3 separate regions of the Homo sapiens genome follow, and all the other regions are linked to region 1. Evidence: chromatin contacts called from ENCODE Hi-C or POLR2A ChIA-PET data. All regions are on one chromosome and are shown on one strand. Each heading gives the region's core, a stretch centred on a gene start or an enhancer-like site at or near the end of the contact. The rest is flanking DNA. Distances are from core to core; before and after follow the strand shown.

Region 1 (3,075 bases), core at 358-2,857:
AGCCAAGTGAGTACTGATTGTGGGGAAGAAAAAAATCACAAGTCCAAGTTTATGGGGAATCAGGTAACAGAACTTGTAATTTTGTCTCATCATCTGTATAACAATAGCATCTTTCATGCCTGTATTATTTCTGCACTCATTTAAACTCAGGCTGTTGCAATCCTGATTTGAAATGACAGGCAGGTGTGAATGCCTCACTCGAGTGGAATATAAAGGGTAAGGCAATGCGGTGCAGCAGACACAAAATCTAGCCTCAGTTCTGATGCCCATTACTTGTTTCCTTGAGTTAATGCCACTTAGCCCAAAGAGTCTACAGCTCTACTGCTTGCCTTATGTTGCAGGGACCTTCAGTTTTTTCATCTGTGAAATCGGAGGGTTACTGTAAATCCCAAATGTCCATCTCTTCAGTCATTTATTAATTTAGCAAACATTTCTGAGGACCCACTTATTGGGCACTTAAAGAAGTGAGTATGACACGGCCCTGCCCTAGAAGACCTTGCAGTCTAGGAAGGAGGTTCATGCTGTGACTTCTGAGCTTCTGCCTGGCTCTCTGGTTCTCTCTGGACATTTTCCCCTTGGGACCTGGCCAGCATGCTGTGAGGAAGACCAAGCCACAGGGAGAGGCTGCTGGTTGATTTTCTGGCTCATGGCTCATGGCTCCAAATGAGTAAGTGAGCCGTGTCCCCACCTGACAGACCCTGAGTGACGACCACCTTGCTGGGCCCAATCAAAACGAAATATGAGAGACAAGAAAATGCTCAGTGTTGTAAACCAGCGAGTTTGGGAGAGATTTGCCAGTAACAGATAAGCACAACCTACCCTTAGGGCATCTTTGAGGACGGAGGTTAATAGCTATTTACCAGCCATCCATCCCTGGAATCTGGATTCCTTGTTCCACCCGCAAATATACACTGGCCACCCTCTTTGCACCATAGCACAAGGGGACCTGCCTAAATGAAGAGGAACAGTGAGTGAGCTCTTTAGAACCAGAAGCTGGCTTTTACAATCATTTCTGCTGACCCAAACACAAGCACTTCAACAACAACCAGGCAGACCTACTCCTTGATGTGTTCCTTAAAGACTTTCTGTTACTCTGACTTCCGTCCACGAGGAAGTTTTCCTTGCCCTTAATAAGCGCACTGTCCAGGCCGCTGCCTCTCCTGATTTCCAACTGGAAGGACTGCTGGGGGCAAGGATCCACTGCACCAGCAGCCCGGTACGAACCCGGCCGCGCGCTGGCCTTGTCCTCACCCCGCCGGCTATCGCGGTCTCCGACCTATGGCCAGGACCCGCAAGGACAGGCCCCCCGGGGACAGGGACCGGGACAGGGAAAGTCCCGAGATGAATGGCCGAGCCCCGGCCCAGCGCCCTTGGGACTAGCGGGGCCCGCTCACCTCTGGCCGACTACGCTTCTGCAGCAAATGCTCCAGGTAGAGGTCGGAGAGCGCCGTGTGCATGCTGCCCCCACTCTCGCCCTCGCTCGCCTTGAGGGTCATCTCGCAGAAGCTGGAACACTGGAACGCAAGACAGGGCAGCGCTGGGAATGACAGGGCCCGGGGCCTGCGGGGCTGCGGAGAAGGCGGGAGACGCGGTGCGGCTGGGCCAGTCACCGCCCCGCAGGCGGTGCGCCGGGAGGGCGCGGACGGAGCTCCGCCTACGGCCCGCCCACTCCTGCCCTCGCTCCGCCCATGGAAGTCTCCCACGCCCCGGACTCCGCGGCTCCCTGCGCTCCGAGAAGCGGCCCTTAAAGGGCCTGAGGAAGTCGTAGCTGTAGGTGGCCGCGTGAGATGAATGCCAGAAAGATAAGAAAGGGGAGGGGGCCCCCAGCTTCTGGGTGGTTGAGCACACGGCCCACGCCCCGTTGGGCCTGAGCCGCCCGGGTGCCCTGGCCAAATTCGTGGGGATTGCAGGGAGGCAACAAGGGAAATCAGAATCGGCCGGCTTAGTGGAGTTCAAAAGATGTAGGTGAACTCTAGACTCTTCCCATAAATTGATGCGGGCGCAGCATTACCCTTTGAGATCTGGACATTGCGAAAATGCCTTTAAGGCTGCTGTGCTGCTGCACCCTGTCATTTAATTGTTGTGTGCTGTTTGATGATGAAACATCTTATTGCCTTCAAAACCAAACTGTTTTTACTTAGGGCAGATCTCCTGCTGTAAATGCCACAAAATTTTTCCGGCTCAGCGAAAGCAAAGGCAGCAAACATTCCTTAGTAACCCTAGAGGAGGATTCCTTAGCATCCTAACGCATTGGAGACATTCAAACACCAGTCACAGCGATGGAAGGCTTTCTGAACAAAACAAACATTTAATGGGCTTGTACGGCTCTTGGTCCCCTACCCCAAGCTAGTAGCCTCACAGTATTAGAAGCAGTTCATCACTACATGTAATCTTATTCTGACCTTCCTCAAAGCTTCCTGGGAAGGAGGAGCTCATAGCCAAGAGGAGAAAATCCAAGGGCAACAGTTTAGAGCTGCATTGCCCAGTTTTCTCTACCAAGAGGCCGAACTCATGTGAATGACGGTTCCCTTCCTCAAGATCACTCTAAACGAACGGGGGGGGAGGGGGGGGTGGGGTGGGGGGGGAGAGATTGAAATTAAGACTGTGATATTGAGGCATGGATAGATTAATTGAGCAATGGCATAGAATAGAGAACCCCGAAACGCAACCATGCAAGTATAGAAATGTGGTATATGATAGAAGTGGCATGTTAGGTAAGTAAACAGGGACATTTTATTAACTGACGCTGGAAAATGGTTATTTATATTGGAAAAGATGAAATTGGAATCCTCATTCATGTGATATGGAAAATAATAATAATCTATTCCAGATGGATTAAGGAATTAAATGTCAAAAACATACCCTTAAAGCTCTTGACAGGAAACATAGGCAAGGAACTTTTAGACTTTGGGATACAGATTTCTAAACAATGTAGACAAACCATTGACCATAGAATGGAATAGTGGTAACTTTGACTTTAAGAATTTTAATTTATGAAGACACCATAAAGAGCAAAAAACACAGCTGTGCATTGGGAGAAAATATTTTCAATACAGATAAGTGGCAAGGAATTCC
Region 2 (3,075 bases), core at 378-2,877, 410 kb after region 1:
TGGAAAAGCTGCTGCAGCCATGGCAGGAAGGAAAGAATTGGTATACAACTTTCTAATTAAGAGAACACTAGAAAGGAAATATATTCAGCAGTATAAATAAGGGAATCTTCTGTTTGTACCTGTAAGGGAGTAAAACATGAGCGATAAGCTGATAAGGCTTTTGGCTCCAAAAGAAAAACCTGGCCCGAAGTGTCAAATACTATATCTCTTAGAGGGATTTATTCCAAATTAAAATTAGTGATAATTTGGAGAAATATTTCCTAAAGTTTGAAGTAAGTCCTTGATTGGTTCTAACAATGATTAATATAGATAGGGATCAGTGAAGTTGAACAAAATTTGCATGTGTATCTGATATCTCAATGTTTTTCTGTAGAAACGTTACCTACTTTTCAAAAACAAAATTTTTTTTTGGAAGGCACTGAGGTGGGGGAGAGTGGTGAAGAATAGAATTCCCATATACTTTTCTCTCCAGGAACAGAGACATTATCTTACAAAACTGCTGACCAGAAAAGGTCAGAGTCATGGTTAGCTAACATGTCTTCATCCTCCCAAGCCAAATCGCATAGAAGCCACTGGAGAACTAGTTTGGAATTCCGGCTTCACTACTATGTAGTTGTAGGATTTTGGAGGAGCTGTACAGGTTCACTGAGCTTTAGTTTCCTCATTCACAATATGACGATACCAATTTCTTCCTCATATTATATCTAAAGACATATCTATGTCTATATGCTTGATCGTACATTATGTGCGGAGATAAACCGGTAACAGTGATTGCCTCTGAGAAGAGAGACTTACTTTCCATTGCGTAATTCTTAGGCTCATGGTAGAATTTGTGCAAGTGGATGAAGCACTGCCTCACTGGGAAACACTCCAGTGAAATAAAGCACAGAAAAGAGCCCGAAGAATAATTACTTGGTTCTGTATGACACATGTGCTTTTAAAGGGTTGTAGTGTAGGATGACATTGGGTAAGTCCATGGGCCTAGAAGCCTAGGTGGAGTTCTTAGGATTTTGTATGTAGACTATGAAGTTTTGGAAACGTTTGAGCTGGAGAGAAGACATTCTGATCAAAGGTGGCTTTCAGGAAAGGCTGGTGCGACAGGCAGGGTATTTATTAGAATGAGGCCAGTGACCACTCTGAAACAGACACAAAGTAAGTTCCCTTCAAGGGGCAGGAAGCTCCCTGGGATGGTGAGACCAGAAAGGCACAGAGGCTGAACCCTCGTGATGGCGCTAGGTCCCAGGTTCGCTAGCATCCGAGAGAGGGGATTGGGTCGCTCCAGAGGCCATTGCGAAGGCTGCTGCCAGTTCTAGGGTCGGGGTGGGGTCAGGCTAGGTCCCTATTCCTAGGGCTTTAGCACCGCTCACTCACAAGACCCCTTTTCCCAGGAGGACGTATGGGTTTTTCCTGTCGCTCCAGCTTCTCTTTCGCGGCCCTTCCACGCTTGTCACTTACCTGAGCGCAGCCAATCAGCACCTAGAGGTTGGGCTACTTTCGGCCAAAGGAGAACGGGGACTTGTGGGGGACGCTCCCTGCGCACCAATGAATGTGCATGGAGATGGAGAGGCGGGCCTGCAAGTGCGAACAAGCCAATCACGGAATCCCGGCGGCCGGCGGCCCGGGAGGCAGTCGCGCGCTCGCATCCCCAAGATGGCGGCCGTTAAGGACAGTTGTGGCAAAGGAGAAATGGCCACAGGGAATGGGCGGCGGCTCCACCTGGGGATTCCTGAGGCCGTGTTTGTGGTAAGAGGCACGCTGTTCCCTGGCATCTTGGCTTGAGGCCTTGGACTGCCCCTTTCTTCCCGGCTCCCACCCAGGCCTCGACTGTTGGAAGGAGCTGAGCCAAGTGTTCAGGGAGGGGGCGCTCGGTCTGCTCTCACCCCTCGCACCTGGACAGATTGAGCTCTGCTGGGGGCCCGCCCGGAAGAAACGTAGCTCGAGAAGGCCGTAGAAGAGAACGGGGTGCGGGGCCGGGACGAGGGGCGAGGGGCGAGGGGCGGCGGGTGGCAGGGCAGGGCGGCCTGAGGGACCTCCGGGCTGCCGCCGGTTTTCGTCCCCCTGCTGGTTGGAAAAGGGGAGGTGGTGAGGAGCTCTCGACTCAGCATGGATGCTGGAGACACAGTACAATGAATAGGCAGAACAGCCAGTGCTAAGATGTGAAAACCGGGAATATCACTTTGTCTGTTGAAGGAATGCAGTGGTCTCGGGAATGTTGCCTCGGGAAATGGAAGAAGAGACCGATGGGAAAATAGGATGATAGGTTGGGAGTGTAAAGTCCTTCTGTGTCTTGCTAAGGAATTGAGGTTTTCCAGTAGGCAACGGGCTGTCATCAGAAGGCCTTTCGTTTTAACTACATCATTCTAACAACTTAGTGGAGAATGAATTGTTGAGAGAGGAGGCTGAACCCTCCTGATGGCGCTAGGTCCCAGGTTCGCTAGTGTCCTAGAGGGGATCGGGTTGCTCCACAGGCCGTTCTGGAGGGCGCTGCCTGTGCTGGGTGGCTTTTTAAAAATTTTATTTTATTTATTTAATTTAGAAATAGTAGTTGAAAACTATTTGACTAATGAGAGAAAACATCTGACTGGCCCTCCAGGCCAGGTCATCTGTCTGTCCCCACTTAGCTACTATAAAATCTTCATGGAAGTTTCTCAATCTTTTGGTTTGTACCTTACCTTACCTCTGCCTTTTTTTTACTAACTACGTCTTATATCCTTCTAAAGACTCATTTATTTATACCACACTTGATATTGTATATTCGCATTTGCTGATTGAATTTCGTAATTGGTTATTATTTTGTGTTTTTATGAGCTGTGTCATTTATTTCTCTACATTGATCTATTATCTAACCATAACAAGGAATAAAATTTGTTGAGTGCCAGGCACTTTCTTAATGATTTTACAAAACTCGAGGTGGTAGCTACTACTGTTATGCCCGTTTTTTAGATGATAAAACTGAGGTACGGGGCACTTGAGTAACTTGCCCCAGGCCACACAGGATGTAAGTGAGGTATCCAGGGTTTGAACTTGGACAATCCGTGGAGGTCCAGACTGGCAGCTTACCCCTCATGCTCTGCT
Region 3 (3,075 bases), core at 114-2,613, 260 kb before region 1:
AGGGTGACACCTGATTGCCCAAATCACTCCTTGTGAACGGCTGGGCATTGGGGAGTGGTTGATGGGTTAGAAACTGCTGGCTCTGGGCTCCAGCCACTCTCTCCTAGGCAGCCTTCATTCAGGGTGTACATTACAAAATTACTCAAAGCATTGGTGTATTCCGACTACAGCATCAATTCTGGACAACCGAGTAAAATCCTTGTGGGGCATGGAACTGCGTGCCCAGGACCATCTCATTCCCGACTGTAGCGGGAACTCCACAATGACCTGGAGCATGGGAGATGGTGCAGATGCTGGAGTTCAGCTCCAGCCCTCCCCTTGCCAAGCTGGGTGACCCCGGTCGGCAAGTCCCCTTCGCTCTCGGGGTCTCAGGGGCTCAAGAGAGGAGGTGCGGGGTATAAAGGGATTGGTTAAGACCCTCTCGATTCTGCTCGGTTCTCAAGCACAACAAACAGCGTGTATTTTACCGCCGCGCGGCGCAGCGCGGGACAGTACGCTCCTCCGCCTGCGCGGCGCCCGCCCGGCCGGTTACCTGCGCTTCGTCGTCGTCGCCCTCCGCGCTCGCAGCCCCGAAGTGTACGACCGTTTCCGGGGGCTGAGCCCCGCCGGCCCATTTAATCGGCGGGGGCGGGGGCGGGCGCCTGGGCTGAGCGGACCCGCCTCAGGCGAGGCGTGCGGGGCGGGGCCTCGGCCACCACCCCTCGTGCGGGCGGGGCGGGGCGAGGGCAGGTGCGCGCGCATCCCAGGCCAGCCCCTGCCTCTCGGGCACCTGCGCTGGAGGCCGGCCCGCCGGCTGCCTGCCATACCCGCTGCCGCTGCTCTGCATCCCCAATTCCGGCGGGCACGGGTGCAGCTCCGCGTAGTGCTCCCGCATCCCCATCGCCGGCCCGGCCCCGCCCCTACTGTCCGGTTTCCCCGCCTGCCCCGGCGGCCTCGCGCGCTCGCGGAGGGCTCCACTTCCGCCGGCAGCGTGGCCACGCCTCCTCTGGGCTGTCCCTCGGCTCCTGGGCGGGGCCTTCTGCCGCGCCACTCCCCCGGGAACCCTCGCCTGTTCGCGGGTCAAGCCGGCCCTATTGGGCAGTCTCTTCTTGATTCCTCCCCCGGAGAGGGCGGGGCGGCCGAGCGCCCCGAGGCTAGACGCCGCCGTCCGAGAGACGAGGGGGCGTGTAGGCGGTGACGCCCTGCAAAGTGGCCGGCGTGCTTATCATTACCGAGCTTCCGCGGGCCTGCAGAGCCTGGCGGACTCAGACTTCTCTCCGGAGCGGGATGCGGCCCTACCGCGGCCTCACACTTCTCGCCGGCTTCCCGAGTTCTCGGGGGCGGGGCTTGTGTTTTTACTTCCGGATCCCACAGCTATGACACCGGAAGCCGGAAGCGTGGTAGGGAAGGGCGACCGCGAAACTGGGACTTTCTCGGAGCGCCGGGGCCCTACCAGCGTTCACAGTCCGCCGCTCCCACCCTTCTCACGTCTGACGGACTCTGCTGACAGGTGTGGTCCTTTTCCCCAAAGACAGGGTTCCATCCGTGGGCGTTCCGCCGCCTCCGAAACTTCCCCCGGACGTTCAGGCTCCCCCCTCTTTTTTGGGCCCCAGCCCGTTCCTGCTCCGCGCTTCTGGAGCACTGGCCAAGGCGGGCCGATTCAGGACCCAGGTTACTTGGGCGGCGAGCTGGACTGTTTCTACTCCTCCCTCCTCCTCCACTGCGGGGTCTGACCCTACTCCTTGTGTGAGGACTCCTCTAGTTCAGAGACATATTCTGTTCACCAAACTTGACTGCGCTCTATCGAGGTCGTTAAATTCTTCGGAAATGCCTCACATATAGTTTGGCAGCTAGGTATCTGATTTCATATGCCTGTTTGCTCGTTTTGCAAGACAACATCTGCCTATCGTCATACTGTTTCTGTGATCTGAGAATGAATGGGCTCTCCTGGCACATTAGAGGAATAGCACGGAGGTCACTATAGCTGGAGCAGAGTGAGGGAGGGGAGCACAGTTGGAGAGGAAGGGATGGGGAACCCGATGGTACAGGGCCTTGTAGGCCGTTGTAGGGAGATTGGCTTTTACGCAGAAGGCAACGGGGATCCATGGTAGGGTTCTCAGTAGAGGAGGAATGTGATCGGAATTACGTCTTACACTGATCGTTCTAGCAGTGGTGGGGAGAACAGACCATAGTGGGCAAGGGTAAAAGAAGGGTGGCGTGGTAAGAGGTAATTGCAGTAATCCAGCTCAGAGACAGTGCTTTGAGCATTTTATTATTGGAAATTTCAAAAATGTACGAAAGTAGAAAAATGAGTATAGTAAATCTTTTTGGTTTGTTTGTTTTTGAGAGATGGAGTCTCGCTCTGTCGCCCAGGCTGGAGTGCAGTGGCATGATCTCAGCTCACTCTAACCTCCTCCTCCTGGGTTCAAGCGATTCTCCTGCCTCAGCTTCCCAGGTAGCTGGGACTGCAGGCGTGCGCCACTACGCCCAGCTAATTTTTGTATTTTTAGTAGAGACGGGGTTTCACTATATGTTGGCCAGTCTGGTCTTGAACTCCTGACCTCAGGTGATCTGCCTGCCTCAGACTCCCAAAGTGCTGGGATTACAGGTGTGAGCCACTGCGCTCGGCCAGTATAGTAAATCTTACATTCACAGCTACCAACTTCAACAATTGAAGGTATCAACTTCTGACTAATTTTGTTTATATCCCTCGCAATCCTCTCCCATTATTATTTTATTTCTTTTTCTTTCTTTCTTTCTTTTTTTTTTTTTTTTGAGACAGAATCTCGCTCTGTCACCAGGCTGGAGTGCAGTGGTGTGATCTCCACCCACTGCAACTTCCGCCTCCTGGATTCAAGCGATTCTTCTGCCTCAGCCGCTGGGACTACAGTTGTGCACCACCACGCCCAGCTAATTTTTGTATTTTTAGTAGAGATGGGGTTTCATCATGTTGGCCAGGATGGTCTTGATCTCTTGACCTTGTCATCCGCCCGCCTCGGCCTCCCAAAGTGCTGGGATTACAGGCATGAGCCACCGCGCCCGGCCTCTTTTTTTGAGACCCAGTCTCACTCTGTCGCCCAGAATGGAGTGCAGTGG

Evidence for each region. A loop is a pair of places that touch in the nucleus more often than their neighbours do. ChIA-PET counts read pairs that join two places held with the same protein, here RNA polymerase II (POLR2A). Pooled maps may share reads with other maps.
Region 2: a loop to region 1 is called in a pooled map, with 5 times the contacts of the local background. The contact joins the promoter of VBP1 here to the promoter of MPP1 in region 1. A Hi-C loop is called at or near these places in 6 of 50 pooled maps. POLR2A ChIA-PET finds 5 or more read pairs at or near these places in 2 of 52 experiments (HepG2 and OCI-LY7).
Region 3: a loop to region 1 is called in a pooled map, with 8 times the contacts of the local background. The contact joins the promoter of IKBKG here to the promoter of MPP1 in region 1. A Hi-C loop is called at or near these places in 6 of 50 pooled maps. POLR2A ChIA-PET finds 5 or more read pairs at or near these places in 3 of 52 experiments (HepG2, Panc1 and activated naive CD4-positive, alpha-beta T cell).

The regions. Positions count from the first base shown.
Region 1 is chrX:154,803,878-154,806,952 of GRCh38, forward strand. MPP1 (MAGUK p55 scaffold protein 1) reads right to left here and starts at 1,608. Exons shown (of 12, transcript NM_002436.4): 1 at 1,395-1,608. The coding sequence starts at 1,496. RefSeq lists a silencer at 1,573-1,732.
Region 2 is chrX:155,214,833-155,217,907 of GRCh38, forward strand. It overlaps VBP1 (VHL binding protein 1), which reads left to right and starts at 1,628. Exons shown (of 6, transcript NM_003372.7): 1 at 1,628-1,743. The coding sequence starts at 1,651. RefSeq lists enhancers at 1,281-2,069, 1,380-1,674, 1,672-1,751 and a silencer at 1,922-2,011.
Region 3 is chrX:154,546,257-154,549,331 of GRCh38, forward strand. IKBKG (inhibitor of nuclear factor kappa B kinase regulatory subunit gamma) reads left to right here and starts at 1,364. Exons shown (of 10, transcript NM_001099857.5): 1 at 1,364-1,489. G6PD (glucose-6-phosphate dehydrogenase) reads right to left here and starts at 590. Exons shown (of 13, transcript NM_001360016.2): 1 at 533-590. RefSeq lists enhancers at 1-169, 1,472-1,751 and a silencer at 472-1,031.